Regions from separate parts of the Mus musculus genome. Here region 2 is linked to region 1. A link is a loop called in an ENCODE intact Hi-C map of the cell type or tissue named here. Cell type or tissue: gastrocnemius. All regions are shown on one strand. Each heading gives the region's core, and the rest is flanking DNA. Links, peaks and the distances in the headings are about the cores only.

Region 1 (16,437 bases), core at 2,424-10,423:
TGGCCCTGTCCCTTGCTGTGTATAGCACTCAGGGAATGGGTCTGACCTTGACTGGCAGCATAGTAGAACTGGGTCTGGAGGTGTGGGCGAGGGCAAGTTGGTCCCAGAAGCATTAGAGTGGGAGACCCCTCCCCTTTGCTGGCTGAAGCATTGGGTAAGCTAGCTGGGCCAGTGCTGGAGATCACCCTGGATGTGTGGGAAAGCTGGCAGGGTGACCAGTTCAGCTGCCACGCAGGACCAGATGTAGGATTTTGACTTGGCTCACTCCAACCTCTCCCTCATCTATGAAGTGGTGTACTGCTGGATATCAGGAAAGTCCTGCAGATCCAAAGCTGCAGGAGCTCCATGACACAGGGCAACAACACGATATTCAAGAAGAGGCTTGGTGAGGATCTGGTATTGACGGTGTAGCAGAAGCCCGAGGCCTTAACCCAGACCAAGGACTCATTGCAATGAATCGTTGCCCGGAAAGATGTGTGTACAAAAGGACATGCTGTGTGACACACCGTGACACACTTCAGCTTCCACGAGGAAATATTTTTTAATGTCTTGTTTTGGGTTTTTGTTTTCTTTTTCGAGGGAGGTTACAAGGGCAGAGGAAAGATAGGAAAGGGAGGGGAGATGAGTGGGTTGGGGTGCATGACGTAAAACTCACAAAGAATCCACACAAAGTTTTAAAAACATTCAGATTCAATCTAGGGAAAACATTCATTTATAGAAATATCCTGGCCTTTTCAACAAAAGCAACACCCAAGATATCCATCCATCTGCCCTTAACCAGGGGCAACTTAATTTGTACATTTTCCTGTGTTATGCAATTAAATACACTGCTTCAACAGAATCCATTTAGAATTAAGACATTCTAAGTGCTGAGTACACCTCTCCTTCCTAAAACACAAACATATTACAGTGATATTACTTTTGTTTAATTTCAATTTTGTTGTGTGTTCTTGTTTTGTTTCTATTGTGGTAAAATACTCTGACAAAAAGCAGCCTAGGAGAGAAGGGTTTGTATTAGGTCACACCCATGATGCAAGGAAGTCACAGTTTCAGGACCTTGAGACCGCTGGTCACCTAACACAGAACATCCCCAGTCAAGAGCAGAGAGAAATAAACGCGTACGTCTTTGCTTGTTTGTTTGTACTCAAATTAATACATCTACTTTTACCCAGTTCAGGGACCCTTGTCTGGGGAATGGTGCCAACCACGATGGACTGTCTTCCCACATCAACTAAATTAAATGAGACAATGTGCAAGGACATATCCACAGGTCACCCCAATGTAGACAGCCTGCCGCGGAGCCCCTTCCCATGGACTTCTGGGAAGTACTGTGCTAATGGTAAAAGTTGACTGGCAGGGATAGGCAGATGCATAGGAAGAAGCGCCTCCTCCAGTGGTCAGTGTGGAGCAGGGCACCTCTGCAGCTCCATATTTTCAGGCACTTTCTGTTTAAATGGAAGATTTTCAGGGAAGTTTGCAGTTGCTCCCTGCAGGCTGTCAGCAGGCAGAATCTTGCCCTTAAGTCACCAACTTCTGTTGTCCCGGTACAAAGTTTACTTTATCTCTCTCTTTTTTCCTTCAAGTTATTTAAAAGTTTTTTAAATTTAATTTTTAGTAAATAGATTATATATACATGTATATGTATATATGCCTTTCATCATGTGAACTTTCTAAGCTCATCTAGTTATCCTTTGAACAATAAATTATTTGGGATGGCAAGGTGGCACAGCAGGCACTTGCTACCAAGCCTGACAATTGGAGCTTGATCCCTGGGACCCAAATCTACATGTAAATGTTCACACACACACACACACACATGCATGCTTGTAAGAGAAAGAGAGATTACGAACAAGTTTTTCTCTGTGTTATTGCTGCCTCCTAGTGGTGCATATTGGGTGTATTAGAGTTGTCTAAAGAGACAGAACTGATAGACTGAAAAAATATGTATATGTATATATGTATGTACACATATATGTTCATACACACTTATGTGCAGCTATACAGATCTCTTCCCCAGTAATGATGGTGAGAAGATGGTGATGACACTGGTGAGAATGGGATTCATTAGACGGGTCGCAGGCTGTCCTCCGGGTAGTCCAACAATGGCTATCTCCTGATGGAAAGGCTGAGAATCTGATAGTTGTTCAGTCCAGGAGTCCAGATGTCTTTTTGTTTGTTTGGTTTTTTTTTTTTTTTTTTTCGAGACAGGATTTCTCTGTATAGTCCTGGCCTTCCTGGAACTGTCCAGGCCAGCCTCGAACTCAGAAATCCACCTGCCTCTGCCTCCCAAGTGCTGGGATTAAAGGTGTGAGCCACCACCGCCCTGGCGAGTCTGGATGTCTTAGCAGTTCCAGGATGGCCCTGGAGTCCTAGAGGATCCCTGGAGAGCTGTGGTTGTCAGTCTGCATTGGACTCCTGAAGAAGTTGGTCCTAATACAGGCAAAGGAACGCCCCAGCAACAGAACAGACAACTTTCCATTGAGGGCAAACAGATAAAAAGCGGTTTCCTTCTTCCAGGTGGGTGCTCTTGCTTCAAATACTCTGTTTAAGAATATCTCACACAGGCACACCCAGGAGCATGGGTTTTGTGGCTGCAGACGCAATCGAGTTAGCAGACAAGATTGCACTGGATCTCTAAATGTTCACAAAAGACTTGGGGAAGACGAGAAATTGAAATGTCCTTGTATCAGGTGCTGAGCAAAATGTTCCCTATGAACCATCCTTATCTTGCCAATTGGTCCGTAAGGAAGCTAAAGAAGTTGTGTAACTTGGATTTCTGCCTCACATCATGAAGGACTCTCGGAACCCAGATACCCAGACTTCAGAGCTTTGACTTGAGGCTGTACTTCTAGTTGAGTTCTGATTGCCCTCCCACCCCCATCCCCACCCCCACCCCCTGGAGCTTACTGGAAGTAACTGTGCTTGAAAGTGGGGATTTTGCAGCCTGGTGTCCCCCAGGTTGGCAGGTAAGACCATTGTGCAGAGCAGGCTGGAGTGCCTTGCTAACCGGTTGCTCTCTGTTCCAACACTGGCCAGGGGCACATAGGGACTGCTGGAGCCCGGAAGTAGAGCTGGGATTTTTCTGTTAACAATCCTTAGCATGAGTTTCTCCAAGAGAGTGGGCTGAACAGGAATGGAATCATGAATATTGCTTAGCTCTGGTTTAAATTAAGGAACCCAGAGTCACTGTACTAAAGGTAGTGACCTTTTCAATTGTTATTAATGAGGAAAAGAAAATATGCCTTTCCTCTCTGCTCTCTTTAAACTTCACCGTTTTTGTGATGAAACTTATACTTTTGTGTTCTCTAAATAGAAAGTTCTGCGTCATTTCCCCATCCAATTTAAGGAATTTACTGGTTATGGGGGTGTTCTGATATTTGTCTCTGATAAGTTCATATAATAACAACACAGGAATGATTCTTAGTATTTAGAAGTTGCTCCCCATCTAGATAGGAAGTCCTTTGAGATTTCACTTCTACTGTTTTAATAATAGATAATGGTGGGGCAAGCAAAATAACTCAGTGGATAAAGATGTTTGCTGCCGAGCCTAGTGACCTGGGTTTGACCCTGCAGAACAAGTGACTCCCACAAGCTGTTCTCTTACTGCCCCCCTCCCATGATGGGGTGGGGGTGTACATACAGGTAATAAAAGCTAAAAAAAAAATAAAAATAAACAGTGAATCGCGACTAAAATTTCATTGTACAAACTACCAGCTTAACATAAAAGTAAAGTGTACAGAGCCACTGATAGCTAAATTTTAAAATTTGAAACTGTAGAGGAAGATATTTGCTAATCTGTCTTAGTCACTGTTCTAGTGCTGTGAAGGGACACCGCGACCAAGGCAACTCCTATGAAGGAAAGCATTTAATTCGGGGCTTGTTTGCACACTGTCATCATGGCGGGAAACATAGAGGCACTCATGGTGCCGGAGCAGTAGCTGAGAGCTTTATGTCCTGATCAGTAGGCAGCAGGCTGAGGGACTGGGTCTGGCAGCAGGGGCTTTTGAAACCTCAAAGGTTCCCCCCCACCCCAAGTGACACACCTTCTTCAATAAGGCCACACCTCCAACCACAAGGCCACACCTCCTACAACAGGGCCACACCTCCTAATTCTACCCGATAGTCCTCAAACTGGGAACCACACATTCATACACATGAGCCTATGGAACCATTCTCTTTCAAACCGCCACATTATATCATGTCAGATTCCTCAAGATGAACAGGGAGCAGAAGACATTCTACCAGACTCCAGGAAACTAAAGAGGGCTAATAAGAAACATTAACATTTTCAAAGAGTAGCAAATGCCAATTAAAAAGTGATACTAGTTTTTTTTTTTTTTTAAAGATACAATTTGCACAGACCCAAAAAGCTGTTAATGTGACTCTGACACTCTCTCAAACTGCTGCATGTCTTAGAGACTTGCAAAATAAGTTTAATGAGTAATTTGGGAGGAAAGCTGGATTGCTTTTTTTTTTTTATGTCTATTGCAAATCTCTTACATAGGCTGGAAAGATGAGTTAGTCAATAAAGCACAGATCTGAAAGCAGGAGGATCTATGTTTGATCCCTGGAATCTATATAAAAGCCAGGTGCAGTGACTTATAAGCCCAGGATGGGGTGGGTGGGGAGGGCAGGAGGTAGACACAGCATCATGGAACTGGCTGGCCAGATAACCTCCTCAAATCTGCAAGTTCTAGATTCATCGAGAGACTTAAAAACTAAGGGGGAAAGTGATTGAGGAAAGCACCTACCATTGACTTCTGACCACCGCACTTACCACACGTGCGCACAAGCATATACATACATGTACATATATGAAATACATCCTTTTTGTTTGGGTTTGCTTGGGTTTTGTTTTTCAAGACAGGATTTCTCTGTGTAACAGCCCTGGCTGTCCTGGATCTCACTTTGTAGACCAGGCTGGCCTCAAACTCAGAGATCTGCCTGCCTCTGCCTCCCAAGCGCTGAGACTAAAGGTGTGCACTACCGCACCCAGAGAAGCAAATCTCTTATATGTTGGCAACTGAGACTACAACAGAGATTTTTATCACTGGAATATTATAAGAACCAGAATTAGTAACTACAGGAGAAGATTGATCAAATTATGTTATATCCATATGATGGGATAATAAGGTCATGTTTAAAAATGATTGTGTAACACATAGATAGAGGATTTGAACACACACACACACACACACACATATATATATAAATGTATACATGTTAGGCCTGGCTATTTTTTAATGGTCAAATTAGGTTAATTTTCTTCTTTAAACATCTCAGTATTTTCCAGATTACCTACAATAGCATGGATACAGAGTCTGAGAAAAGAGACAACTGAAAATTCCTAGCTTACTAAGCTAAACCTCCATTTCTGTTAATAGCTAATTTTGATTATTCCTGGTAAGAGTGGAAGTAACTGGTGGTTCACTACAGCGATTCAAAGTCTGTAACATTTATTTTCGAGTCTTATATTTTTCAGGGTGTTCATCACTCACATCCCTTCAAATGACTCGACAAACTCATGTTGAAATTTTTGAATCCTTGGCCTCGAAATACTGAAGAAAAGAAAAATGTGCTATCATAATTCTGGTCTACATTCATATTTTCCGAGAGTTATTTTTGGAGAGATTTGAGGGTAGATATTGAGGGAGTAAAATTCCTTCCCTCATTTCCTCTGCAATGAAATTGACTTAATCACATTTTTCCTTTGTTCCTCCCCCTCTGAGGAAAATATGTGATGTGACTGCCCGTGTGTATGCATGTGTGTGTGTGTGCCCAAGGGCTGATATGGGGGTCTTTCTTGATCACTCTCTCCCTTATTCAGAGAGGCAGGCTGTCTCATTTGAACTGAGAGCTCATCTATACTGCTTGTATAACTAGCCATTTTTCTATGGGGACACTACCTTCTGAGCACTGGAACTATGGTTAGGAACTACACCCACCTGGCAGGGGAACTGAACTCTGGTCCTCACACCCGAGCAAATACTCAGTTACCCACTGAGCTATCTCTGAGGCTGAGTTTTGCAATGTCTACAAACCACGTGCATTTATTGGTACTGCATGATGCATGATGCATGCAACGTGGATTGAGAAAATTCACACACACACACACACACACACACACACACACACTGCTTTATGTACTTATCCATTCTACAAGGTGAACATTATAGCAATCTACCCTGAGAGGAATTTTCAAGAAAACAATATACAACTCTCTCCTTCAGCCAAGCAAGATGCTCCAAGTAAGCATGTCTAGGGGGAAAAGATGGCCCTGGTCCCATCACTGTGAAGTAGGAGGGAAAGGAAAGTGGCGAATTCCCTGAGAAAAGACCGAAGAAGCTCAGCCCCAGCCCAAATGGGTGGCCTGATCCACCCAGCTGCAACAGCAAAAAAAAAAACGATCCTCTATAAGCAACCCAAAGTACCTCATGCCATTAACCAGTTCTCTGAGGCCCTGGGCTGCCGAACAGCTACCCAGCTTCTTAAGGCTACCCACACGTGTAGGGCAGAGATGAAGCAGAAGAAGCAGCGAAGGCTGCCAGCGGCCAGTGCTGCGAAGAAAGCTGTTGGCAGAGGAGACCACCTGCTCTTCTAGCAGGAGCCAAAAAGGTAGAGAATAAGAAAGCTCCACTCTTGGTGATTGCACACAATGTAGATGCTACTGAGCTGTTGGTTGTCCTGCCTGCCCTGTGTCACAAGGTGGGGATTCCGTGCAGCAGCATCAAAGAGAAGGCCAAGCTGGGGTGGCTGGCCCACAGCAAGGCACGCACCACTGTGGCCTGCACCCAGATTAACTCGTGAGACAAAAGATAAGCTGGTAGAAGCTATCAGGACCAATGACAAAGCCAGGTACAAGGAGATCTGCCACCACTGGGTGACCTATGGTTCCCATTTTCAAGCTGGAAAAGAACTTGCCACTGAACTAGGTTAATTGTACACTGCTAAGTTTTCTGTCCATAAATATAGATTTAAAGTCATCCTTCAAAATGTACAATATAGTTATGGCCCATAGTCACCACGTTGAATGGTGACTTTAGTCCTCTTGAATTTCTTTCTTCTACTTGGAAGTCTGTATCCTTTGATCAGTAAGTGCACCTCTTCCAAGTGGTCTCTGACTCGTCTCATTTCTGCATACGTGGGTTTTACAATCTGATTCTTAGTACCAACGATCTGGATTGTGGGACAATCGCTCAGCTGCGAGTGTGCTCAAATAATGCTTTTGGAAACCAAATATTCTTGAAAGCATTCTTTCTTCTGTAGTACAAATTGCCTCTGAAATAATGAACAATTGCTGTCTCTTCCAGGGAGGTGGATTCCAAAGTGCACCTTGAAAGAACGTAGTCTTCTTCTGGAAGCTGAAAACAGCTAATTGCAAACAAGCGACTCCTCTACTTTCCTTATGTAAACTTGAAAAGATGCTTCAAGCTGTGCTTCAATTGAGGTTTGGCACCACACTGAGTGCATCGCAAAGACTCTGCAGAGGGATTCTATTGTGAACTTAGGTGAAAAGCAGCGGCACACTGCATTTCATTGAAGGGAGTGTTTTTTACAATTTAAATTTTGTTTCTGTTGGTATTTTAAATTATCCAGTTCAGAGCTTCCAGAAACGTAAAAGATCAAAGAACACCAGTACACAGCAAAGTTGACCGCCCGAGGTCCACCAGACTTCCTGGGAAGCGCAAAAATACATTTTCTCCCCTACTTGATGGTACTATTCTGTACAGAGTGTTAAACAGAAAGCTTTTAAATTTCAGTTCAGGATCTTGCAGGGTTAGTGTTTTCAGACTTATGATGGTTCTAAATAACAAATGTAAATATCCTGCTCGTTGTTTTGAATAATTCACCTCTGGAGTGTGAACTAACAAGGGTAAATTTTCATGCTTCGGACTTACTCAACGGTGATGTCTGTTCAAACGACAGGCTTTTCTGCCAATTACTGTCCAGTAGTTCCATCACTTTTGAGTTTTTCTTGTTCTTTCTCCTCAATCTTTAAAGTGCTCACAAGCGACTGAGTAAGAAGTCAGGAAGATGCAGCATCCACTGTATAGTCCAGGGATCACAGAAGATTAAGCCTGGAAACTAACCGTTCTGGGGAGATGGGCTAAAACCACGAGCTCGGCGCCTGCGCAGTAGACTAGACAGTTACCATAGCAACGGAGCTGCTTGCTGGCGCCATTTCTCGGAGGGTGGGGAAACAGTGAGGAGGGAAGTCTCCGCCCTTAGCATGCGAACTGCCCGAAGGGCGGAAATTCCCGCCCCCTCGGACTTGAGGAGCAGTGACAGACCTAACCCGGAGCGTCGCCATGGCAACAGAGTTGAATGCCAGCCGCAGCTCGAGGGGGCGGGACAGGCGAGTTTGCTAGTCCCGCCCCCGGTTTGCTGGACGGCCCGCAAGGATTTGAAACCGTTTGGCTGTGGCGGCTGGGCGTCGGCGGCCGAGTGGACGGCTTGCTTGTTGGGGCGCCAGGTTCTCTCTCTCTTGTTTCTCCCATCGACAATCCCCACCCGCCTCCTACTCCCAGGTTCTGAGTGGAATTTTGCGCGGGATGGAGCCCCCGCGCGTGCGGGTTGGCCCGGGGAGGGGCGTCGCCCGCAGGCCCGGGACCCGCGCTTGCGGCCTGTGTGGCGCGCGCGCCGGCGGGGTCAGCAGCCGAGCGACGGCCAGGGAAAAGTTCTCAGGAAAGTTTGGGCAGGCGGCATGGCGGGACCCAGAACCCCGAGGTAGGGGGCTTGCGGTTGTGAGAAGAGGTCTGTGTCCTGGAGCAGGTAGGAGAGCGGCCCGGGCCTGGGTGGGCCACACAGGCGCCGCTCCCGGTGCCCACTCGGGCGGAGGAAGTGACCGCCAGGAACCGGACCGCTGCAGTTCTTAGGTGCTGTCAGATCAGTCAGAGGAGGAGAATCAGACTGCAGGCCGACTCCGAGAAAGTCCTGATGAACAGTGAACTTGCAAGGACCCAGACTGGAGTCCCTGCCCTTTGGGGACCCAGCCTGGAGTCCTTGCCCTTTGTGGGGACATAGAGTGTAGTGATCCAGAGAGCAAATAAATAGGACCGCTGACCTTTGTTTCATCTTCGAGACAGAGTGGAATTCACAGAGATCCACCTGCCTCTGCCTCCTGAGTACCCCCCCCCCCATCAGTATGCTGGTATTTTTATGATTTGCATTTCCTATTTAAAGATACATGAAAGTAAGATAGAAAAGGCAATCAAAATGCCAGTGAACCTCATTACACAGCGACCACCTCTCCAATGCCCAGCAAAGCGGAGAGGAGGATAATTGTGCAGTATTCAGGTCCAGGATTGTCTCTTGGATTTGGGTCAGGTCCTGCACACTGTTAAGCCCCAGCTTCAGGCCTGTAAAGGACAATGGGAACTGTTCCTGTCAAGTTAGGTGCATTTGATGACATGCCGGGATACAGTTATGACACTCATAGTCTTGACCTCAGATATTTTCAGGAACTGTCCAACTTGTTTTAAAGAGAGTCTCTCACTTGGACCTGGGCTCCCTGATTAAGCTTAGCTGGCAGCCCAGTGTCTTCTGGGAAGGCTTCTGTCCCCCCTTCCTTCAAAAAAGGCAAAACAACCAAAACCCCCAAATGTGCCCGGGTAACCCTTGTTGATTTGTTGGCGTTTCAGGGCTTCTGTGTTATTCTTCACAATATACTCAACATATAATCTGATGGAACAAAAAGCATTTACACAACTTTCAGGAATAGATTGCGCTTGGCGAGGGGCATGCTCTGCATATGAAGTGTGTCTCTCCTTTTTAAGGATGTTACTATTGCTGGCTTGCTTGAGGTTTGCTGACTTCTGTGGCAGCCAGGAACCCTAAGAAGGTCTTAGCCCATTTCATATTTCATAGCTGTCCACAAAGAAATGGATTTTTTTTAAAGGCGAGACTAATGAGTTAAATAAAAGGCAGTATAAATACAGAATATAACTAAAAGGAGAGCCACCCAACTTCTTTTATTCCTTCTGAGGAATTCCTTTTTATTCCTTTTGTATATGCAATAGTCACATTGTAGTCGGTATCAGTGAAAGGCATACTATGAGTAATTTAATCCTAAGCCAGAATAGAGCTTTACTTATTTTACAGTTTTTTTTTAAATGGTTTTTCTCCATAGCTCTGGCTGTTCTGGAATTCACATTATGTAGACCAGGCTGGCCATGAACTCACAGACATACCTGCTTCTGCCTCCCAAGAGTCAGCACACACCACAGTGCCAGGCTTTTATTTTTCTATCTTGATACCTTAAATTCAAAGATCTGAGGAATAGTATAAAAACCTTTTCAACAGCTAGACATAATTTATGTGCACAATGTAATTTGTGTAGCAGGAATTCCTTCAAAAATTGAGATGTTAATTTATATATTTTTTGTTGTTGGCGAATGAATAGGGGCAAGGAAAAGCAGACTTTTAGCTTCACTATGTATCACTCCGGCTCTGTTTTTACGTGGGTTTGGCATGCACACAGATTTGGAGGCCAGGGGTCAAACTTGACCTCAGATATTTTCAGGAACTGTCCAACTTATTTTAAAGAGAGTCTGTCACTTGGACCTGGGCTCCCTGATTAAGCTTAGCTGGCTGGCTAGTGAGCTCTAGGGAGCCACCTGGCTCTGCCCTTCCTTCCGGTGCTGGAATTGCCGTGCCACCCCTTGGCCCAGCTTCTTACTGGTTACTAGAGAAGCCCGTTCTTCCTGTCTGAGCTGTCTCCCCAGCTTTTGTTCGTTGTGATGCTCTTAGAATGAGTACTTGACTTGGTTATTCCATGTCCTGACAGCAGCTCAGACAGCCTTTCTGCTACTCAAATTACTTGTTTTTTTTTTTAAGTTGGAGATATTGCTGATTTACATGCAAATGGCTAAATGGTCAGATATAATGGCTGTAAGAGCTAGGGATTTCAGAGTTTTAATCTGGGATTTGTGTAATTATGATTTTGGTGAGTCACTTAGCTGCTGAATTTTAGTCTCCTCTAATATCAAACACTAACATTTCCACAAAGGTCAAAGGATTTATTGAGAATTAGTGATTATGAGGAATCTTTTTTTTTGCTTTGGCCACAGCAAACAACAGGCTTAGGCAGGAATCTGAGTACCAGGGCATGGTGTGCAAGCTGGCGGTGCATCAAGGGCAGAGCTGGGCTTACAGCTTTGGATCTAGCAGTTTCCATAGGTTTATGTATCCATTTGAGTAGTTGTTGTCAACTTTATTATCTAATACCCAGTATGCTAGCGTACTGTGCTTTGTATAATATCATACTGTACTTTTACCAAGTACATAACCAGATATGTTATAGGATTTTAAAGTGAGACAAATCAAATACAATGCCTTCAAACCTATCAACTAGTCATAAAATTAATTTAAATCAAGTTACTTGATTTAGTTTAAAAAATTAGTTCATTAATTAATTTAGTTATTTATGTAGTGCGGAGAATTGAGACCATTGCCTCATATATGCTAGGTAAATACTCTGCCACAGAGCTGCCTCCCCAACCCTGAATAAAGTTAGTTTAACCATGTCTTAAAATTGAAAAATATTCCTTCCTCTGATCCACAGAAAGTAGGATGGCCATTTTTTGGCAAATGCAATTAGAAACATGTAATATTTCTGTTCTGTAAGACCTGTTTGGTGTTTGGAATGGAAGCATTAAAAACCAACCATTTGGGGGCTGGGGAGATGGCTCCATCTGCAAAGTGCCTGCTGTTTAAACATGAGGACATCGGCTTGGATCCCCAGCACTCAAGGAAAAGGCAGATGTGGTAGTGCAGATCTGTAACGCTAGGGACAGGTAGATTTCTAGTTCTCATTGGCCAGATGGCTTAGCTGAATTCATGAGCTCCAGGTTTACTGAGAGGCCCTGTCTCAAAAACTAATGTGGATTGAGATCAAGGGACACATGCAAAATTCCTCATGGACGTGTATACCCACATAAACTTGTGTGATCCCCCAAACAATTTGTCAAAAAGTCATACAAAAGTTGAACATTGATCTGTTTATCCAGCAATCAATTCTTTGACCCTAACATACTTGATAATATGTGAAGTTCCTTCTAAGATGTGAGTCATGACCCCTACTTTCCAAGAGTCTCCCCAGATGTAGAAAATACGTAAATGACAGATAAATGTATGGTAAATGTAGCGACACAGATGTGAGCATTTTACAGAAAGAAGAGAGCAACAATTAGCTGAGGGTAAGTAGACTAGCTACATTCAGCAATGACATCTGAGCTACATTTATCTGTCTCAGGTCTGTAAAGACCCTTGCATCAGGAGCAGAACCAGGTAATGGCTTGGAGTGTTTGAAGAATGGTTAGAAGACTGTAGTGACAACGGTGGGTTTGTTTAGTCAGACAGAGTAGCTGTGGTAAGAAGTAGGCTAAAATGGGAAGGCACCTGCATGGCTAGCACAGGGTTTGCAAAGTATCCTGTAGTAGGCAGTAGAGAGAGTTTGAAAAGTTATGATAAGCTTCACTTTTTTCTCAGGTAGTGACACGGCTCATTGGAAGGCAGGTCATAGGGTCATTGTAGTAGAACAAGTTAGTGATGTTCAGGGTTTTATCTGATAGAGTAAGAGAGAGTAGAGAAGCTGTGCCTTTTGTGTGTTTGTCCCTGAACTTAGTTGTTTTATGGAGAGTTTAGATAGTGGAAACCTTGATGTGTTTAACAAGGAAGATGAAATAGATTGATGATACCACCAAGAATATGGGCACAATTGTGGAGTTTTCTTTGGGATATTTACGACTTCATAACAGACAGGACATTGTGGAATAGATCCAGGAAACTGTTGTAAGTATGAGTTGGCATTTCAAGGAGAGAGTAGAGTTAGCAATAGAGTGTAAGGGTGAATGGCGTAAGGAAACAACCTCAGTTCCAGGACTGATTGTGATTGCCCCGAGAAGGGGAAAGTCGGATGAAAGGAGACTGAGGAAGCCAAGGCAGAATCTGCACTTAGTGTTGGCTGGAGAAAGGAGTCACTGAGGGACGAAGAAATGACTCCAGAGCAGGAGCAAGTGAGCCATTGCAATCAAAGATGCATTTGTAGGAGTGGTGAGCTGTAAGGAGGGCAAGGCACCGTGGATTTAACAAGTAGTGGGCCATAGGGCCTCTCTGAAAATGCTTAGTACATGATAGAGCTGAAGGAGTAATTCCCAGGGAGGATGAAGCTGGAGCTGCACAGTACCAGCAGACTGGAAAGTGGAAGGCTGGAATGAGAGGTGGCACGGAGGGGAAGGAGCCTGTGGAGTTAGAGTGGGAAATAGGGAGGAGGTAGTAAGTGATGATAAACGAGAGGAGGAGCTACCATCTTAGCTAGAAGAGTTCTTGCTGCTTGGGCTGTCAGAAAGGAGCTAGGGTATTTCTGTAAGGATAGTCCTTTCAGCGAGGTGGGAGGAGAACCATCTTACTAGGGCTCTTATCTGTTTTTTAATTAACCAAGTTTTTTCCCTTTAAACTGAGAGAAGAGTTGCGGTTCATTAGGGGGTTTTAAGATGTATGTTAAGTTTTAAAAGTTGCTTTGTGGACTGAGAAAAAGTTGGGTTTTTTTTTTCTTTTTTTCCGAGACAGGGTTTCTCTGTGTAGCCCTGGCTGTCCTGGAACTCACTTTGTAGATCAGGCTGGCATCGAACTCAGAAATCCGCCTGCCTCTGCCTTCCGAGTGCTGGGATTAAAGGTGTGCGCCACCACGCCCAGCTAAAATAGACTCTTGAAAGTTCCCATAAGTGTGCATGAAAGCTACCTAACTCCAAGGCACTACCATCTTTCTTCTTTTGCTCCTTGGCTAGGGAGTTACAGAGTGATTGGGGAATCAAGGGCTAGCAGTATGGTATTGCTAAGTGGAAAGAAGAGCTCCAAGGCAGTGAGGTGGGGGTGGGAGACTGAGGAAGGGAGGTGCAAGTGACCACTTGGGGATAAAGATGCTTGCAATGGGACTGGAAAGCAAGTGGTGTAGCCAGGTGATTGGAGGCCCCAAAGAGGGTGATTTTGTGAGTTGAAGTTGGAGGAACACTAGTTGGAAAGTGGCAGCAAGGATCTCAGCCAAGGTTTTCCCTCCTGAGCACTATTGGGTGGAGAACAAAAGGTTGAAAGAGCACATATGTATGTGTAATAGTGAGACCATAGGTCCCACTCATGGCTGGGAAGGAAGTAAGGTGAATCGGTGAAAGACAGGATGGGTGGTCTCAGAAGCTACTGGGGATAAACTGTGTGTTCTTTGATAAATACTAGGAAATGGTTTTGTAGGGAATGGCTAAGCTGTGGAACAAGACAGCTCTTAAGGCAGAATAGAATTTTTCCCCAGGCTATAGTTTGTAAATTAAATATGTGGCAAATTGGGTGATATATATTATGTAAATATAGCCTTACTGTGGTAGTTCACATTTTAAATGGACATATTGATTATGGATGTATTTTTTCTTTTTTTCCGTTTTCTTCAGTTTTGAGGTTTGAACTGATGCACACACACATTTAATTTTTTTATTTTTTTGAGGTTTTGTAGACTGAACCTAGGCTTCACATATGCTAGACAAGCACTGTCTTCTCTATACCTTTTACTTGTTATCTTATAGAATTTCCAGGTTTGCCTTGAGGCCACACAGCAAGCCAGGCAGGCATTGAGTATTCTGACTAATGGCATTACAGGCTTGTGTGGCAGGTAAGGGTTGGGTGTGTGTGTGTGTGTGTGTGTGTGTGTGTGTGTGTGTGTGTGCATGTCTGAGTGCGCTTATATGTCGAGGTCAGTTTTCATCCTCTTTTTACTTTATCTTTTGAGACAGGGACTTTCACTGATCCTGGTGCTCATCTATTGGGTAGACTGGCCTGTGAGTTCCAGGAACGCACATGTCTCTGTCTCCATTGCAGGAGGTTTACAGGCACATGTGACCATGCCTGGATATTTTATGTGAGTGATTCAAACTTAGGTCCCCATGCTTAAGCAGTAAGCTCTTTAGTAACTGAGCCATCTCGCCATCTTCTGGACACATTTAAACATAAGATATTTTATTTCTGCTGTTGTCAGTTTTACCTCAATTATATATTTAGTATATACAAAGAATATTTTTAAAAGTTTAAGGGGAATTAAAGAATTTTAAGATTTTGGTATACAGTTCAGTGAATTTTTTTAGTACCGGTTTCTAGTCTCTTCTACAATTCATGTACAGAACAGTTAGTTAAACACCCCTAGTGGATTTTTCTCTTTTGGTATTCATTTCTCTCTATTCAAACTCTTCTTCACTAATGACCTCTGTGAACCATGGCCTCTTCTCTTCTCGCTGCGAAAGGTTTTTCCTTTCCTAGTAGCTCATATCATAGCAATGGACTTTGCATATAACAACTGTTTCCTTCACTGGAGTTTATCTGTGTTGTTTTGTGTATCAGTATTCATCTTGGTTGCTGTGTTAGAATCCATGGTTATATTACAATTTGTGTGCTATTTCCATGGTTGATTTAGAACACACATGATATGTACTCACTGATAGGTGCATATTAGCCTAGAAACTTAGAATACCCAAGATACAATTTGCAAAACACATGAAACTCAAGAAGAAAGAAGACTAAAAAGTTACTCTGAGCACCACATCTGCACTTTTTGTGTGAATATAGATTTTGCATTTCATTTGAGGTTTCTTTGGCTATATGGTAGGTGTTTGGCTACCTTTGAGAGACACTGACAAGTTATTTCCAGAATGTCCCTGTCATTTCACACTCTGGACAACAATACACGAGAGATCTGTGTTCTCCATTCTCACCAGCACTTTGCATTGCTTGCCTGCATTTTGCCTGTCCTCTGTGGTGTTGGGGTATTGCAGTCTGGTTTTGGTTGAACATATTTTTATGTACATAAATTGTCATTATTTGTATTTTTTCTTTGGTGAAGGGATCAACGTTGTAAAATATAATGTGAACTGACACATAGAAGTCTGACCTGTTTGAGGGTTCAGGACTGTATTTAAAACCATGTATACGATCTGCAGTGACCACAGGGTAGGTGGTGTAACTGTCACTTCTGATACTTAAGTTGTATTTATTCTCACCCTCTTTACTCTCTCTTTTAAAATATACAACTGATTGCTGTCAGAAGGATGATCCTTGTCAGTATTTTTATGGATGTTCTTATTCTTATGGCTAAATGATGAGAGTTACTCACATTTTCTATATTAGTACTAATTTTATAGTATCCTGGAATGTTGAACCCAGGATCTCACAGCACACAGAGCTGATCTACAGCCCTATGTACTTCTCCAGCCACTCATGTGCTATTGATTGAAGCTGTTTCTTTTTAAAAGTTTTATATTAGTATAGAATAGAGTTTATTCAGGGCATGGGGAGGGGAGTTATGAAGGTAATAGAGGGAGAGAAAAGCAGAGAGAGTAGAGAATGAGAGGAGTAAGAGGAGTAGAGGCCGGCCACGAGCAGGGGTGTGTGTGTGTGTGTGTG
Region 2 (16,437 bases), core at 3,296-11,295, 790 kb before region 1:
ATGTGTTTAGCAAATTGTATCTTATATCTTGGGTATCCTAGGTCTGGGGCTAATATCCACTTATCAGTGAGTACATATTGTGTGAGTTCCTTTGTGAATGTGTTACCTCACTCAGGATGATGCCCTCCAGGTCCATCCATTTGGCTAGGAATTTCATAAATTCATTCTTTTTAATAGCTGAGTAGTACTCCATTGTGTAGATGTACCACATTTTCTGTATCCATTCCTCTGTTGAGGGGCATCTGGGTTCTTTCCAGCTTCTGGCTATTATAAATAAGGCTGCTATGAACATAGTGGAGCATGTGTCCTTCTTACCCGTTGGGGCATCTTCTGGATATATGCCCAGGAGAGGTATTGCTGGATCCTCCGGTAGTACTATGTCCAATTTTCTGAGGAACCGCCAGACTGATTTCCAGAGTGGTTGTACAAGCCTGCAATCCCACCAACAATGGAGGAGTGTTCCTCTTTCTCCACATCCACGCCAGCATCTGCTGTCACCTGAATTTTTGATCTTAGCCATTCTGACTGGTGTGAGGTGGAATCTCAGGGTTGTTTTGATGATGTTGAACATTTTTTCAGGTGCTTCTCTGCCATTCGGTATTCCTCAGGTGAGAATATTGCCAAATTTCTCAATGGGCGTCAGTCTACATGTTTCCAGAATTTTCTATTCCCTGATGCTTTGGTGCTCACTGTCTTTTTTTTTTCTTTTTCTTTTTCTTTTTCTTTTTTCTAGACAAGGTTTCTCTGTGTTGCCCTGGCTGTCATAGAACTCACTCTGTAGACCAGGCTGGCCTCGAACTCAGAAATCCGCCTGCCTCTGCCTCCCGAGTGCTGAGCATGTGCCACCTTGCCTGGCTCAGTGCTCACTGTCTTAAATGTAGTTGTGATCTGATTATAGAAACCCAGGGCTCCCCAGCCCTCACTTGGCTCCGTTTCTTCGCGTCCATCTTTCTTCCCATGCTTACAACTGGTGCTGAAGCTAATATATCTGTAGCATTCTGTTGCTCGCCCATCCAGCTGTCTGTATTTATGTTGTCTGGTCCAACTTGAACACCCTTTCCAGAGTTAGTTTTCTAAAATAATCATGGCATTTCATCATGCGCAAGTCTCTGGCTGAGGTCTGAGTGTGGTCTGCACTCTGTCAGAGGGTCTCGCTGCCTTCCAGCGTATCTTCTTCCGTTCTTGGCCTCTGTAATCTAGCTGGGGGCTACGAAATGCCAATTGCTTCGACATTTATTTAGGCCTTCCTGGACTGATTTGGCTCTTATGTTTCTCTTACTCCTTTGAAAACTTTTAAACGTTGTGGTAAAATCCATGCAAAAAATCCTCTGTTCTTAGCCATTTTAAGAGTCTAGTGTGTAAACTTTAAATACATTGATGTGTGAGATCCTCAGGCCTTTTCAGTGTGACCCTGATTCTGTCACTTACTGTGTCTCTGCCTCTTTACCTTTGTGTGGCTTTCTCTACCAAGTAGGCTTTGCCCAGGACCCGCTTTTTGTAGACCTTTGGTCCTTCGGAGTCATAGCAGCTTAGGTGCTCACTCTCGAAGGCAGATGAGGATGCTTCCGTTTCAGTTTGGAGCACGTTTCCTGAGCCATGCTGCAGCAGAGCTGGGCTCTCCAGTATAACTTCTCTCTGCATTCATTTGTGTCAGTTGTGTACATTTCAACTTTCCCCTGGACTCAGAGCTCTGTAAAGTATGAGGCTATGTCTCATTTATTTTGAATATCAAGAGGATCTTGTATGTTGACTGACGTTAATGTTCATTTGAAGTTTAAGAGGAAGCGTAGTTTGAAATGTGAGGACCCTTGTGCAGCTTTTGGCATTGTGACTTGATTTCTCATTGCATTTAAGAATACAATTAACTGCCCAAGTGCCAGGAAACCATCGCACAGCAGATGCTTTCAAGCAGGACCAGACTCACACCACTGCAGTGTGCACAGTAGTGGAAGGTCACCTGTCTGGGGATACACTGAGGTACCGGTAGCCATTTAAACTCTTTTCTGGAATCAGGGAGTGTAGACAGAAAGTGAAATTGCAAGGCTGTTCTTGACCATGTAGCCTGTACACTAATAGCAGGGTGCATTTAAAAATAAAATAAGCTAATTTGGTGTTGGAAGGAAAATAATTTTTGCTCTGTTTAAAAAATTTTGCCGGTGGTCGTGGAGGCCCACACCTTTAATGCCAGCACTTGGGAGGCAGGGGCAGAGGCAAAGGGGATCTCTTGAGTTTAAGGCCAGCCAAGGCTACGCAGAGAAAAAAGCCCTGTCTTGAAACAAAACTCTGCCAATAAATAAATCAAAACACAAAGCAAAGAAAAAAAAGAAAAAACTCAAAACAATTTCTTTATAGTGAGATGAGACTTGGAGAGGGTTTATATTTTTAGCTGTAGAGACTGAATATTATAGTGAGCATGTTTAAGTCTTTTTTGCTAAATGCTGGCACACTGATGATAGTTTGTTTCAATGTTTGGCTTTTTTTTACATATTCAGTATTCATTGCCTGAAATTATAGAGGTGACTGGCATCAATAAAGTCTCTGATCTACTCTGGCCTCACCACACTGAAACAGTTGATAAGCAGAATCCATTCCATAATTAAGTAAAGAGATATAGATTAGTTACAGAATTGATCCTGTAAGTTTGTCAGTAATATCTTAGCTTTGTAGTTAATGTATGGAGTCTTATGTCTTCAGTATTCTTTAACTCATCCATGCTCCAAGATGGGAGTGGTTAGTGTGTGCCGTGTTCTTTTTAATGGATATAACTCAACCAATCTTTTCCTAAAATCACCAGAAAAGACAGAAATAGAAGGTAGCGTGGACTGCACTTTTGTTGCTCAGTTATGTTTCCAAATAACTTTACATGAATATTTTAGCTCATTAGGCTTTAAGACAGCCATTGAATGTGAGTGTTGGTGTGTCTGTAGACAGGTGAAGGGGTGTGGAAGGCAGGGCATCTTGGGACTGCCTGAGTCAGGTATGGGTGTGAGAAACTTCTCTGAGCTGACCTGCTGTTGTAAGTTAGGTTGAGTTATAGAAGCCCAGCGGCTGGTAACCCAGGGCTGGGCCAGGGCCAGGGCCAGGGCCAGGGCCAGGGCCAGGAGTACTGTCAGATTTCCTCCTGGCCTGGAACAACATGCTGGGTTTTTGTTTGTTTGCTGGGTTTTTCTGATGCTTCTTGTTGGTTATGTGATGGCCACTTGATATTTATTTGCCATGTGCTGTTTGCCGCCAGAGGAGAACTCATATAAGATGGGCTTTCTCGGCTTAAAACCAAAAAATTAGTAAGGTGTATATGTATATATGTGCATGTGTATATGTGTCTTTATATATATGAAATGAGAGATAGAGACAGTGACACACGAGAGAGAGAGAGAGAGAGAGAGTGAGAGAGAGAGAGAGAGAGAGAGAGAGAGAGATAGAGATGGGCTGGTTTGAGAAACTTCCTCCCACATCAGATTGGCCACAGTTGGGTCTCCAGCAAAAGCAGCGGGAAAGCAGAGTGTCGTGTCGTGCTTAGCTAGGTTCTGTGGAGCAGGAAGGCAGAGGAAAAGGGTGCTGGGGATGATTTTGGGGGTAACCATGGCGGTGTCTGTCTCATGTAAGGTCTGGGCATGGTAGTCCCCTCGAGCTCAGGCCGCATTGCCAGTCTGGGAAGAATTGTGACAAGGAAGCTGGCTCCTGCACAGCAATATGTATAGAGTTCCTTTTTTCTTTCAGTGCTGAATTGCCAAATTCAGAAAACTAAGTAGTGGCATGTTTTTATCTTCAAAGTTTGTTTTCTAAGATATTTTAGATTTAAAGAACATCTTTGGTTTGAGTTTAACACACTGTAACAGTTGTAATTTTTCAACAGCTCAGACTGTTACAGCATTTTTCAAGTGTAAGTAGTTTCTGGTCTATGTAGAGTTCGGCCTCACTGAGGACTTCTGGTCTCACGTCTGTGCTCTTGTCTGTGGGTCGTTCTGCAGACACTTGGCAGTACTTTCTTCACATTCTTCCTGTTTCTGTTCGTACTTTCACCATTTTACCGTAATTGTTGTTGTAGTTAGTACTTTGGTTGGAGTTGTGACGAAGAATACTGTTGACCCTTGACTTAGTTTGATTTGTCCCAGCATCTGGTGTCCATTTAAATCTTCAAATTATACACACGCCATGGGAGGGGCCGGGGCGGGGGTGGGGGGGATCGCAGAGCCCACGTGCTCCGGCAGTAGGTGCTCCTCACTCCAACAGCAGGAGCCCTGTGGAGGCTCTGTGTGTGGGCTACTCGAAAATACTCTGTCTGGTTTGATACCTTTTATAAACCTCTGCTTAATCAATCAAGATTTATAAAACTTTGATATTTCTCAACTAGGGAGATACAGATGTTTTTTTCCCTTCCTTTGTGATCTAAGCCTGTCTGGAGACCTTTCAGTAAGTTAGCAGTAGAGACTTAGTTGGTTTTGTATTCTATTTGCTGTGGAGGGAATGGCAGCTTCCTCACTTTGGGAAATAGTTTTCTGCATTTTCGAAATATCACCAGCAAATAGACTACAAAAGTTTGATTTCTTTAGATTAGAATCTAACTCGGGTTAGTTTTGATTTCATGGCAGAACACCTTCCTTTGACTCTGATTTATCTGGAAAGGTTTGGGAGTAAGCGTTGGTTATTGTCGATGCTGTGCACTCAGGGCGAGTTAGTGTCGTGAAGCCGACACCGCTGAGATGTGTGTTTAAAACAGCAGGTTTGTATTTTCTACAGACAGTGGGACGAGCAGTTGGATCCTCGGCTAAATGCAAAGCAGAAAGAAGCTGTTCTGGCCATCACCACTCCACTCTCCATCCAGCTGCCGCCTGTCCTCATCATTGGACCCTACGGGACGGGCAAAACCTTCACTCTGGCTCAGGCGGCCAAGCACATACTGCAGCAGCAGGAGACCAGGTGAGCCGAGGGAGGCATGCCCTGTCTCTTCACCAGGCAGAGCCTCTCTCCTTGCTTTAGAGAGAGAATGAGGGCAGTGAGACAGTTTTCATCCTCTTCCTAGCCTCAAAGCGATGAAGTTTGTATTCTCTTAGAACATGCTGTTGTAAAAGTTGGCAGGCAGTGTAAACTGGGCATAACGGCTTGTGCCTTTAATCCCAGCACTTGGGAGGCAGAGCCAGCTGGATCTCTGAGCTCAAGGCTAGCCTGGTCTATAGTGGGCAGCCAGGGCTACACAGAGAAACCCTGACTCAAAAACACCCCCTTCCCCCCCACCCCCCACTCCCCAAATAACAAGAACAAGTTGACAGTGTAGACACGGTAGTTTGACATAGCTGTTATACATTATGGGTATATTAAAAGTCTAAGGGCTGGGTTTAAAAATCCTTACTATGGACTGTGGATAGATTTAAAGATTATTTGGGGGAGCTACTCTTTAGCTTAGAGTAACATAACTCCCAAAGGCACCATGGGTCCTGTTGAATGTGAGCGGGGCGCGGGAAATGGACGTGTAAGATGGCCACTGCTCTCTTGGTGTTGAACTGCCTGACTAGCTTCTGTTGTGTCATTCTTTTTATTTGCACCATTTATTTCAGCAGGATTCTCATTTGCACCCATTCTAATAGTGCTGCTGACCTCTACATAAAGGATTATTTACATCCATATGTAGAAGCAGGCAATCCCCAGGCAAGACCTCTCAGGTATTTCTAAGGCTTATTATGTATCTGTATTGTACTGTGTTGTTCTTAAGAAAAGGTGTCTGTAAAGATGGCGGGGCTCTGGGAGCATCAACTCTGCATTGGCATTTGGAGGTTATGTCATTGGAAAAAAATCTTTTAAATTAAGGCAAAAAATGTAAAAATTGTGTACCATTTCTGAAACATTATGTATACAGAAAGACATCTTTTTTTAAGTTTCTCATGTAAAACTGTTGTTATGGTTGGAGTAGATTTTGGTATGTACATCTAAAAGATAGCATAAGAAAAGTGGTTAAAGAAAATTGATTAGCTTAAATCAAATTGAGTTTGATTAAAATTCTGGCACATTGTGTACAGCAGAGTAGTCATGTGATGACAGCTCTTAATGGGAGTGAAATGTTAACTGTGGTTGTTTGCGGAAGCCGCACGTTAGAGAAGCATGACGCATGGAAACGATCTCTGCGGCACTCCGAGGACGGGTTCCAGGCTTCTTGCTGCCACGTACAAGACAGGGTTTCAAAGGACATTTTAGGTTCGGTGACTGTGAACACAAAATGCACTTATATACAGATTATGGGAAAATAAAAATCTTTTCCTTCAGAAAACACTGCAGAATCATATTATACCACTTACTTTTGTTATGTGAAATAATGTTTAGTTTTGCCATGTTATAAACTAATATATCATGGCCTATTGTACAAATGATTATTGATTATTGCTTTTTTTTATTAGGTATTTTCCTCATTTACGTTTCCAATGCTATCCCAAAAGTCCCCCATACCCTCCCCCCCAGCCCCCTACCCACCCACTCCCACTTTTTGGCCCTGGCGTTCCCCTGTACTGGGGCATATAAAGTTTGCAAGTCCAATGGGCCTCTCTTTCCAGTGATGGCCGACTAGGCCATCTTTTGATACATATGCAGCTAGAGACAAGAGCTCCGGGGTACTGGTTAGTTCAAAATGTTGTTCCACCTATAGGGTTGCAGTTCCCTTTAGCTCCTTGGGTATTTTCTCTAGCTTAATTATTGCTTAAAAATTAGTTTCTAGCTATACTTTGATCCATAATTTATTAACCTCTCACTTCTACTTGAGCCCAGGCATGGAAATAAGAAGTTATGCTATTCAGTTCTTCAATTCCTGGGACCACAGCCCCCTTTGAAAGTGTTTAGAGCAGTGGTGTAGCATGTTAACACAGACACCCATACTGTGTTGTCCTCTCGCTCTAGGACACAGCAGAAACCACCACAGTAGAAGATCCTGTTGCATGTAATAATAAAAGACCGTGCTTACTGTTCTCTGAGTGAAGATTTTACTGAAGGATGCAGTGACAGAAGGCTAAGGCCTCTAACCTCTGACCTCACAGAGGACAAGGAGGAGCTTTCGTTTTACCCTGCCTGTTCTCCCTAGTAGTATTTATTGGTAGATCAGGTGCGCTCGAGCATGGGTGTGTCTGTGCGTGTATGTGAATGTGTGTGTTGTGTGTGTGTGTGTGTTCATGTATGTGAGTGTGCATGTTGTATATGAAATGTGGTGGTCTCGGATGTCAAGGTGCTCCTGGCTTAGAAACAGTTGAGGGAAGCCCTTATGGACATAGCATGGGGTGTTTGATGTTTAAGAGTGTAGACTCTGTTAATTCTCTAGGTATTTCCATGTGGAATCATTTTGGGCTTTGAGGATCCACCATGATGCATCTGCATATATGTAATAGTAACTGATTTTCCAGTCGAGTGTAGTCAGACTGGCCCAAGTGCAGAAACCTGCCCCACCCGCAGCAGAGATTTCATTTCTTCTTGACTCTAAGAGTTGTTGAACCCAAGGTAGAAAAATAATTTATTTCCCAATGCAAGGCTCAGGCTATTTCATGCAGTACACAGGAGAACGGGGAAATGCCTAGCGCCCCGAGAGTTTGCTTTATGCAGCCCTGCACATCCACTGTGGCCTTCTCTCCGGGAAAGGTGCTACCCTGAAGCAGAGGCTGAGCGGTCGTCTTGAGTGTTTAGGCCTCACTCTAGCATTAGCTCAGGTTAACTGATAGTTTTCCTACTCAGTAATAACTGCGAGAGATTTGAGAGACAGAGAGGACAAGAATGAATCACTGCTCTGGAAGACCAGCTTTGTCTGAGGGTTTTGGAACCTCACAGCCTGTCTCTGCTAGGCAAGGGCTTGCTGCACCCCTCGCCAGGCAGGAAATCAGCTTTACTGGAATTCCAGAGACAGAACACAAGAGGGCACCAGATGTCCGCAGATGACTGAGAAGGAACACAGGCCTGTTGCTACGGAGCAAGGCTGACCACAGACTGGCTTCTTCCCTGCACTCTGGTATAGATGTGGCCCTGGGAGATAGTTGGAGCAGCCATTGAGTAACAATAGTAGTGAATAGGGCAGGCCCACTTGTTAGGGTTAAAAATCATGCAATTTCTTGTACTTGCCAATTGAGCTGAACCTAAAATATATGGCGTTTTTTGACATTTTAGGTTTGAGTTTCAGTTTTTATTTTATTTAGAATTGGGAGATTTGTACCCCTGTGCCTATACTACACATACACGCAAACCTCCTCTGTCCCCACATGCACAAACAAAAAGAAATAGAATTGAGTTGTTTTTGTAAGGCACATAAAAAGCTGGATGGGGGCCACAGGTGGCTGTGGTCTGCACTTGTGATGCCAGGCAGATGGACTATTGCCAATCTGACTGAGGCCAGCCTTGACTGGGTGAGGAGTTAGCAAGAGCTACAGTGAAAGTTTGTCTCGAAGTTATAAAACAGACAAATGAAAAGAAGGCAAAGCAAGGAGAAGAAGGAGGAGGAAAGCAGTTTTCTTTTTGTTAGTGGCTCTGAGGATAAGGTGTTCCGAGCAGTGCACGGGGCCGGCCATGCCGAGGAAGCCACCGCTGCTCCGCCAGTGAACAGCAGCTGCCGTTTGGGTAGTCTTTAAAGAAAAATTTGCTTAAAAAAAAGGGGGGGGTCATCAGTTCATTTGTAGTTGCTTATTGTATATGAATTTGTTACATGTATAAGACCCCAGTGAATTAAAATTATATATACTAGACCATATTTAAGGATTAGTTTAAGTCATGGAAATATGTAAATATTTTGTTTTGAGGAAATATGTAAATATGCTGTCACATGTATATTTATGTATGTCTTCTTTCCCCCCTGTGGTGCTGGGAACCCAGGGCTCTGAGCGTATTATATAAGCTTTACCCTGAGTTATATTTATATTCTCAGTTGTATATTTTGGATAATGAACTTAAAAGCATCATTTGCCACTGTTAATACTCTGATTTGAAAACGGCTACATTTGTTTTATTTCTTTCTCCACTTTTGTAAACACTACTGCCATTCGTGCAGTTTCCAAAGCCAGAGGCAGCCCTCAGGAGGGAGGGACAGTGGTCCAGTAGGGCGGATTGTTCTCTAGCCACTGTGTAGTGAGTTTGAGGCCAGCCTGGCTCAGACTCTGTTTCAAAACAAAACCAAATCATCCATTGCCTTAATCTTTACCACTAGTTCATTTATGAGTATATCTAGTTGCATTCTGTTAACATATCTAGTGAATCCAGTTTGTATATTTCTGCTGCTTCCCAAGCCACCCTCATCTCCTGTCTACCCTGGCACTAACCTGACATTGCTCCCTGCTGCTTCTGCTCCCTGCAGTCCCCTCTCCATCCCCGTCCCTCAGGACCGGGTTAGAATCTCCATGTATGAGATGATGAGGGTCCGTCATGAGCTCCTCTTTCCGTGTTCATGTCTGTTGGCACTGTGCAGACCCATTGACGTTGGCCACAGGGGTAGCCAGCACATGCCGGAAACCCTGCCCCCATCTGTTAAGTGTGCCGCCCTTAAACTCTGCCTAAGTAATTTCTGCCCAGAGATCAGAGAATTTAGTGACATGAGTCATTACAGCTGCCCTGTCCACTTGATGGCTTTTTATCAAACCCAAAGCAAAGCCAAGGCTGCTGTGGTTGCTCCCGAGCCCTGTGCACTCTGCCTGTGTGCTATAACATAGTCAGCAGCCAGTAGGTCTGTCATGTAGGTGGATGGGGATGGTGGAGGCTGGATGTATGGGTTGTAGCTGTCCATCAGAGTAGTCTATAGCTGAGGCCTGTTCATATTTTCTACTGTAGTTACTTGAAAAGATGACATGTCTTAAGATTTGCATTTAGAGTTTTTGATAAAGTTTATTCAAAAATTTACCTTCAGATTCCAGAAGCCAAGGCAGAGGCCTTTTAAATAATAATTTTAAGAACTTTTCTGAAGTAAAATTATTACAAACTGTTCTAAAGTAAAAATATTCTAAGCATGTAATTCCATGGTTTGTAGTAGCATAAATAATTAAAATCAGAGTCAAATACATTTTAGTAAGACTGTAATTGAAAAAGGTAATTTAAGAATGGAAGGTTTCAAACTTAATTTAAAACCATTGCTCATAAAACATATATTTGTGTGCTAATTCTGTTGCAAGATTAATCTGAATACTTAAAAAGTTAGGTATGTGGTGGCACCTATACTTAATGTTGAAATCTTGTAAAAATATGTGCCAGGGAAGGTCATCACGGGCGTATCGTGGCAGCTTTCTACTACAGCCTTAAACTCTGAGAGGGTTGGAATGATTATGGATGGGATTCATTTGTTAATTTTTGGCACTGTGCTCTTAAATGACAGTGTAGTGTTTTCATCTTCAGCGACTATGAACACTCTAACAGGAGGTGCCGTCTTCTCTCTAGGGTGTATTTCCGGAATCGCTGGGTGAAGACTGTCCACCCAGTCGTGCATCAGTACTGCTTGATCTCGAGCACACAGTCCACCTTTCAGATGCCCCAGAAGGAAGATATTCTTAAACATCGAGTGGTGGTGGTCACACTGAGCACTTCCCAGTACCTCTGCCAGCTGGACCTGGAACCTGGTATGCCCACTTGCCACAGGTGGCTGTCTCCCAGTGACAGGTTCCTGTGGGCCACATCTGGCCAGGTCTCTTTCATCGGAATGCAGCTTCCTGTGTCCTTTTATTAACTGGTTTCTTGTCTGCGGCTGCTTTTATGATGCAGGATCTTCTGCAGGGACAGAAGCTCTTTGGCCCTTGACTGAAAAACATTTGCCATTTCACCTGTTCTCTAGTTGGTATCTGTTCACTAGTGATCAGTTCAAATTTGGACAGTTGTGTGTGTGTGTGTGTGTGTGTGTGTGTGTGTGTGTGTGTGTGATTTTGTTGAGGTTTTTGCTAAGTTGCTTTTGAATCTTGTTTTTTTTTTTAAAGATTTATTTATTACATATAAGTACACTGTAGCTGTCTTCAGACACACCAGAAGAGGGCGTCAGATCTCGTTACAGATGGTTGTGAGCCACCATGTGGTTGCTGGGATTTGAACTCTGGACCTTCAGAAGAGCAGTCGGATGCTCTTACCCACTGAGCCATCTCACCAGCCCCCGCTTTTGAATCTTGTAATGTAGAAATAGCAATTATGGCACTTGATTAAGGTTCCTTATTTTTAAGGATTTATTTGTGTGTGTCTGTCTGTCTATGTGTCTTCATGCACACTTGAGCTAGAATGTGCCTGTCTACATGCACAAGTGAGTGTGCAAGTGTGTGTGTGGGGCGCGTGTGCATATGCCTGTGTCTGTGTGTCTCCATGCACAGATGACTCCATGCACACACACATGTGTGTGCCTGTGGAAGCCAGAGAGCCCTTTAGGTGCCTCTCCTGTCACTCTCTGACTATTCCTTTGAGGCAGAATCTTCCGTGTATCTGAGGTCATATTTTCTTGGCTAGGCTGGAAGCCAGTGAGCCCTAGTGATTTCCCTGGGCCTACAGGTATAGGTGGGATGCCCTGCTCATTGTGTGGGTGCTGCAACATGCTGTTAACAGAACTTAACATCATGCAGCAAGCACTCTTACATGCTAGGACTATGTAAAAATCACTCTTCATTTATTTAAACTTTTTATTTTTGTGGTTTTGAGATAGGGTCTTACTTTATAATTATAACTTATGCTTGCATTGAGCTTGCTATTAGCCCAGACTGGCCTTAAGCTCACACTCTTCCGAGTGCTGGGCTTCCCAGCGTGTGAGCCAGCATGCCCAGCTCAGTCTGATTTATATGAGCACACAGATGTAAGCTGGTGAGTTGAGTATGGTAGAACCTGAGCATGAGAAGACCGTCGAATGTCTTTAGCATGCTCTTCAGCAGGGCTGGCCCTGCTCTTCCTGTAATTGCCAACTGCTCATGACTTTCCCATCTCCTGTTGGAATTGCCTTTAAAGCCACTGACACGCTCTACTGCAGGTCTGAGTCCTGGAAGGCACAGGCCAGTCCCTGGCACCTGGCCCAGGGCATAGACACCTGGAGCACCCTCCCCACCCCCACCCAATTTAAGATAAAAGGTTACATTTATCTTAAATGAAGGTATTGGCAGCTAACTTTTTCTTTTCCTTATTGAGGCCAGGTTTAATGGTAAAAAGACTTTGGAATTGATAAGGGTGGTGACTAGCCTGGGTACAAAGGAAGGCCCCCATTGGATGAGACTTTCTCTGCCTGCCTGTAGCTCTTGGTTGGCCGTGAGGCAATCCAAGGATGTGTTTCAGAGGTCAGAGCACAGTGGCAGCATCTTTGTAAATGGGGCTCTGTGATGCCGAGCTTGGGAATGCTTACTCCCCCCTCACTAGATGCTGATACTGGGCAGTGTGTGCAGACAGTTGGCTGCTGCAGCTCTGCTTGTGAGAGGGGAGTGGCTGGGAAGGGCTGGGATGGAGCCGTGGTCACTGCTGTCCAGGTGCTGTTAGGTTTTATTCCAGTCCATTCTCACTCCAACACTATGGTGGTTATCTTACAGTCAACAGAACTAAGACGCAAACTAAGTCATTTTAATTAATTAGTTAATTAATTAATTGCCCTTTCTTTCCTTCCATTTGCTTTCTCATCTTATACTTTTTTTCTTTTTTGTTTTTTATAGACAAGGTTTCTCTATATAGCTCTGGCTGTTCCCAAAGTTATTCTGTAAACCAGGCTGGCCTCGAACTCAGATCTGCCTGCCTCTGCCTCTGAAGTGCTGGGATAAAAACCAGGCAGTTGCCTTTAGAAAAAAAAGGTGCCTGCTTAAGTAGTAGGCAACAGTTTGATGATTTATGCGGTTCCTGAGAAAATGTTAACAAAAGAAAGCATACTTAATCGTTTTAACCTTTTCTTTTAAAAGCATTAAGAACATTTATTTTTCATGTGTGCACGTGTGTGCACGTAAGTGAAGTTGCCCACAGCGTCCAGAAGTTGTCACATCTCTGGAGTTCAAAGTGGCTGTGCACTATCTACCATGTACGCTGGGGAACAAACTCAGTCCTCTACAAAGAGCAGTACATTGGCTTTTAACCTCTGGGTCATCTCTCCAGCCCCAGTCTTTAAAAAAAAAATCCTGTTTTAAGCTGATTGTCTGGATTGAGGTTGGCCTTAGACTATTCATGACTTGGGTTAATGAAACAAACTTTACCTAGCAGCGCAGAGAGCAGTTGCTCTGTGACAGTGTTCTCCTGTGTTGTACCTTCTAGGGTTCTTCACGCACGTTCTCTTAGATGAAGCTGCCCAGGCCATGGAGTGTGAGACCATTATGCCTCTAGCCTTAGCTACTAAAAACACACGGATTGTTTTGGCTGGTGATCACATGCAGGTAGGTGTCATCTTAGTCACTGTCTTTGTGAGTTACATTTTGGTGTTCAATATTCTGTTTTCTAAAACACCAGTTATGATACCTGTGAGTGTCTTAGCCAATGTTAGCCTTCACTGCAGCTCCTTTAGAGTTAATTTTTATGGTTAGTATGTAGAGTAGTGGGTTTCATTATGGAAGAAAGCCTTGTTGATTATTAATATTAATACTTGCTTGTCATAGTCTCTATCTATCTATCTATCTATCTATCTATCTATCTATCTATCTATCTATACATTTACTTATTTATTGAGACAAAGTTTTACTATGTAGCCCAGGCTGGCCTCAAAGCATGGCTTCATGTAAGTTCTGTGATTACAGGTGTGTGCTACAATAGCCAGTTGAATTTATTATTTTATTTTTTTAATCAAATCCTCTAAAAATGTTATTTGCCTAGTATGTATGTGCCCACACACACACATGGTGCACATGCAGCGGTCAGAGGACCCCTTGCAGCTGGCAGTTCTTTCCTTCTACCACGTGCCTTCACAGGATCCGACTCAGCTCATCAAGTTTGATGGCAAGCACCTTTACCCACTGAGCCAGCTCACCAGCCCCCAGTTTATTATAATAGCTTCATATAAATTAGTAATATTGGTTTTGTCATGCCCGTGAAACCCTTTTCAGATCTCTGTGGAAGCAGTTGTGCGGGTTGTGTTCCGTCATCTCGTCTTTCAGGGTTGCCGGCCTTTGGTAGTCAGTGACGAGTTTAGTACTAGCATAAAGCAGTTGATTGGTTTTGGTGACGTAATGATTTCTGCTCTTTACATTAGTAAGTCACTGTGGGAGGGACTCTGTGTAAGTGTAGACAGTATTGCTGTGCTACACTGAGAAGCGAGAGCTCTAGTCTGGTTCCACGGAATAGTAAAATGGTTTGTAGACAAAATGAGTAATTGTTTTTTGTTTTTATATTTTGGCTTGTTCCTGCATTTAGTATGTTAAGTTATACATAAGTTTTAGTGTTTAAGTAGATTCAAAAATACTATTACTACAATCCGGTTAAATGTTCTCCATCTGTTTGTCTGTTACAGCTCAGCCCTTTTGTTTACAGCGAGTTTGCCAGGGAGAGAAACCTTCACGTTTCGTTACTTGACCGACTCTACGAGCATTACCCTGCTGAGTTTCCATGCAGGATCCTCCTCTGTGAGAACTATCGTTCCCATGAAGCTATCATCAAGTAGGTGTGAGCTGTCCCCTCTGACTCACACTTCCTGTGGGCTGTGGGAGGGAACCCGGCAAGCACATGGCCAGGCACAGGTGATTTATTTGTGGTCTTTTGGGGGTCTCAGACTTTGCCTAACTTGTTGTTTGTAAAAGAATACATGAAAATCCAGAGTTGTGATTCTTCATAAGAAATAAGGCAGTTTGAGTACTAAAACTTAAGGCTTCACTGAGCCTGAAATATTTTTCTATCCATTTTTCTATAGATTTATTTTCCTATGAATTAATATGTAATCTATATGAAAAATGGCATACCTCTGTTATATGTTCTAAGAGAAAGGAAAGGAAATTCAAAGGGAAAACCTCTAACGTTGACTTTTTAAAAGAGTCCTCTTAACTACAGTACACGTGTGAAAGACACATCTACGGAACAGCTGGGTGGCGAGTCCTGTGATCAGCATGCGGCTGAAGGAGCCGAGCATTGCCAGAAACAAACCCTGCAAAAGCTTCCTACAGCTAGCGATGCTGGTCTTGTCATGCCTGTGGAGACCATCTCAGGTCTCCCTGGAAGCAGTTCTGTCATCTTTTGCGGTGACATTGCTCTTCCACGGTTGCCGGCCATTTGTAGTCAGTGATGTGTTTAGGACTAGACAGTGTGGTTTTTGTTAAGGTTGGAGACTGCAGTTGGTTCGTTGTATCCAATACCATGTGTTTTTGTGTTTGTATGTATAGTCATATATCCCTTATGTATAGGATGGAGTCTGAGGACTGTCACTAAATTTTGTCATTATGTGAACGTCATAGAGTGCCTCTCACTAGTGTAAACAGTGCCACCCGTCTCCTAACTCAGTCTCATGGAAAAAGAAACATGAGACACGTGAGGCTGCCTGTGTGCTGTGACAGAGCCCCTTTAGAGGGGTGTTTTTACAGGCGGAAGGATACTCTCGGAAATAATAAAATACAGTAAGAACACAGAGCAATCGTGCAGTCATTTGGAGTAGGATATACTGTGCATCCCTGTCCTTTGTGGGTTGGTTTGCTCCAGCATCACCACACACACAGGGAGCTCTTGGTGCTGTGTGCTGGCTGTCCTAGGAGTCTTCAGCTCCAGTGTAAGCCATGGGGTCCATTGTTGACCAGACAGTTGTTAGTGACACTTGGGACTGTATGAGTGGGAGTATGTTAGCTAAGAACATGTAGCTTAGGGGACTTCCTCACAGAGCAGAGTGTTCAGCTAGTAGTGGACGTTCCTCATTGCCTTTGTATTCTGGCTTCAATTCTTACAAAATCAATGCATTTAACAATGGTGCCATAGGGACCTTCTCTGTTATCACTGTCAGTGTTGTTAGGAAATCATTGGCGTCACAGGTATTCAGTGTTGGGACAAAATTAATTGTGGGCATAAATTAGTGTTGGAATTGGATGGAGTCTTTGTAGGTGAAGTAGACTTGGCTGACAGATGCTCTGTTCTGCTTCCTCTGCAGCTACACCTCTGAGCTTTTCTATGAGGGGAAGCTGATGGCCAGTGGGAAGCAGCCGGCGCACAAGGACTTCTATCCACTCACGTTCTTTACGGCACGGGGGGAGGACGTCCAAGAGAAGAACAGCACGGCATTCTACAACAATGCAGAGGTACTGATTTAATATGTCTGCTCGGATTTTAGTGAGCATTCGCTTTGGATTTAGGGTTGACAGTTCATAGTTTGTTGATTTCTTTTACAAGAAAATTGAGCAAACTTTCCATTTATTTATTTATTTATTTATTTATTTATTTATTTATTTAACGAATCTACAAGAAGCAAAAAAAATTGATTTTCTTTTTATAGCAATGTTAAAACAGAAAATGCAACTTTGTTAAGAAAAGCCAACGTATTCTGTCATAGCGCATTATTGTCTCAAGACTGATTTCTTGCTCAGACAAAAAGGAGACATCAGT

Evidence for each region. Hi-C counts contacts between places; a loop is a spot of excess contacts. Peaks named below come from ENCODE experiments on the same cell type or tissue, not always from the same donor. Only the 100,000 strongest peaks of a DNase experiment are listed, where the experiment ranks them.
Region 2: it touches region 1 in a loop (4-fold over the local background); 2 of 42 quality-filtered maps call a loop at or near these places.

The regions. Positions count from the first base shown.
Region 1 is chr11:108,416,879-108,433,315 of GRCm38, forward strand. It overlaps Cep112 (centrosomal protein 112), which reads left to right and starts at 8,388. Exons shown (of 27, transcript NM_001373899.1): 1 at 8,388-8,473. In gastrocnemius, for the core only: no CTCF peak of the experiment used is centred there; DNase peaks (open chromatin) are centred at 6,553 and 8,245; H3K4me3 peaks cover 1,908 bases; H3K27ac peaks cover 1,346 bases.
Region 2 is chr11:107,621,795-107,638,231 of GRCm38, forward strand. It overlaps Helz (helicase with zinc finger domain), which reads left to right. Exons shown (of 33, transcript NM_001368755.1): 16 at 4,741-4,920; 17 at 5,559-5,660; 18 at 10,378-10,556; 19 at 13,186-13,304; 20 at 14,372-14,517; 21 at 15,986-16,133. Mir6932 (microRNA 6932) reads left to right here and starts at 15,928; the gene lies at 15,928-15,985. In gastrocnemius, for the core only: a CTCF peak has its summit at 7,875 (motif pointing right); DNase peaks (open chromatin) are centred at 7,894 and 8,323.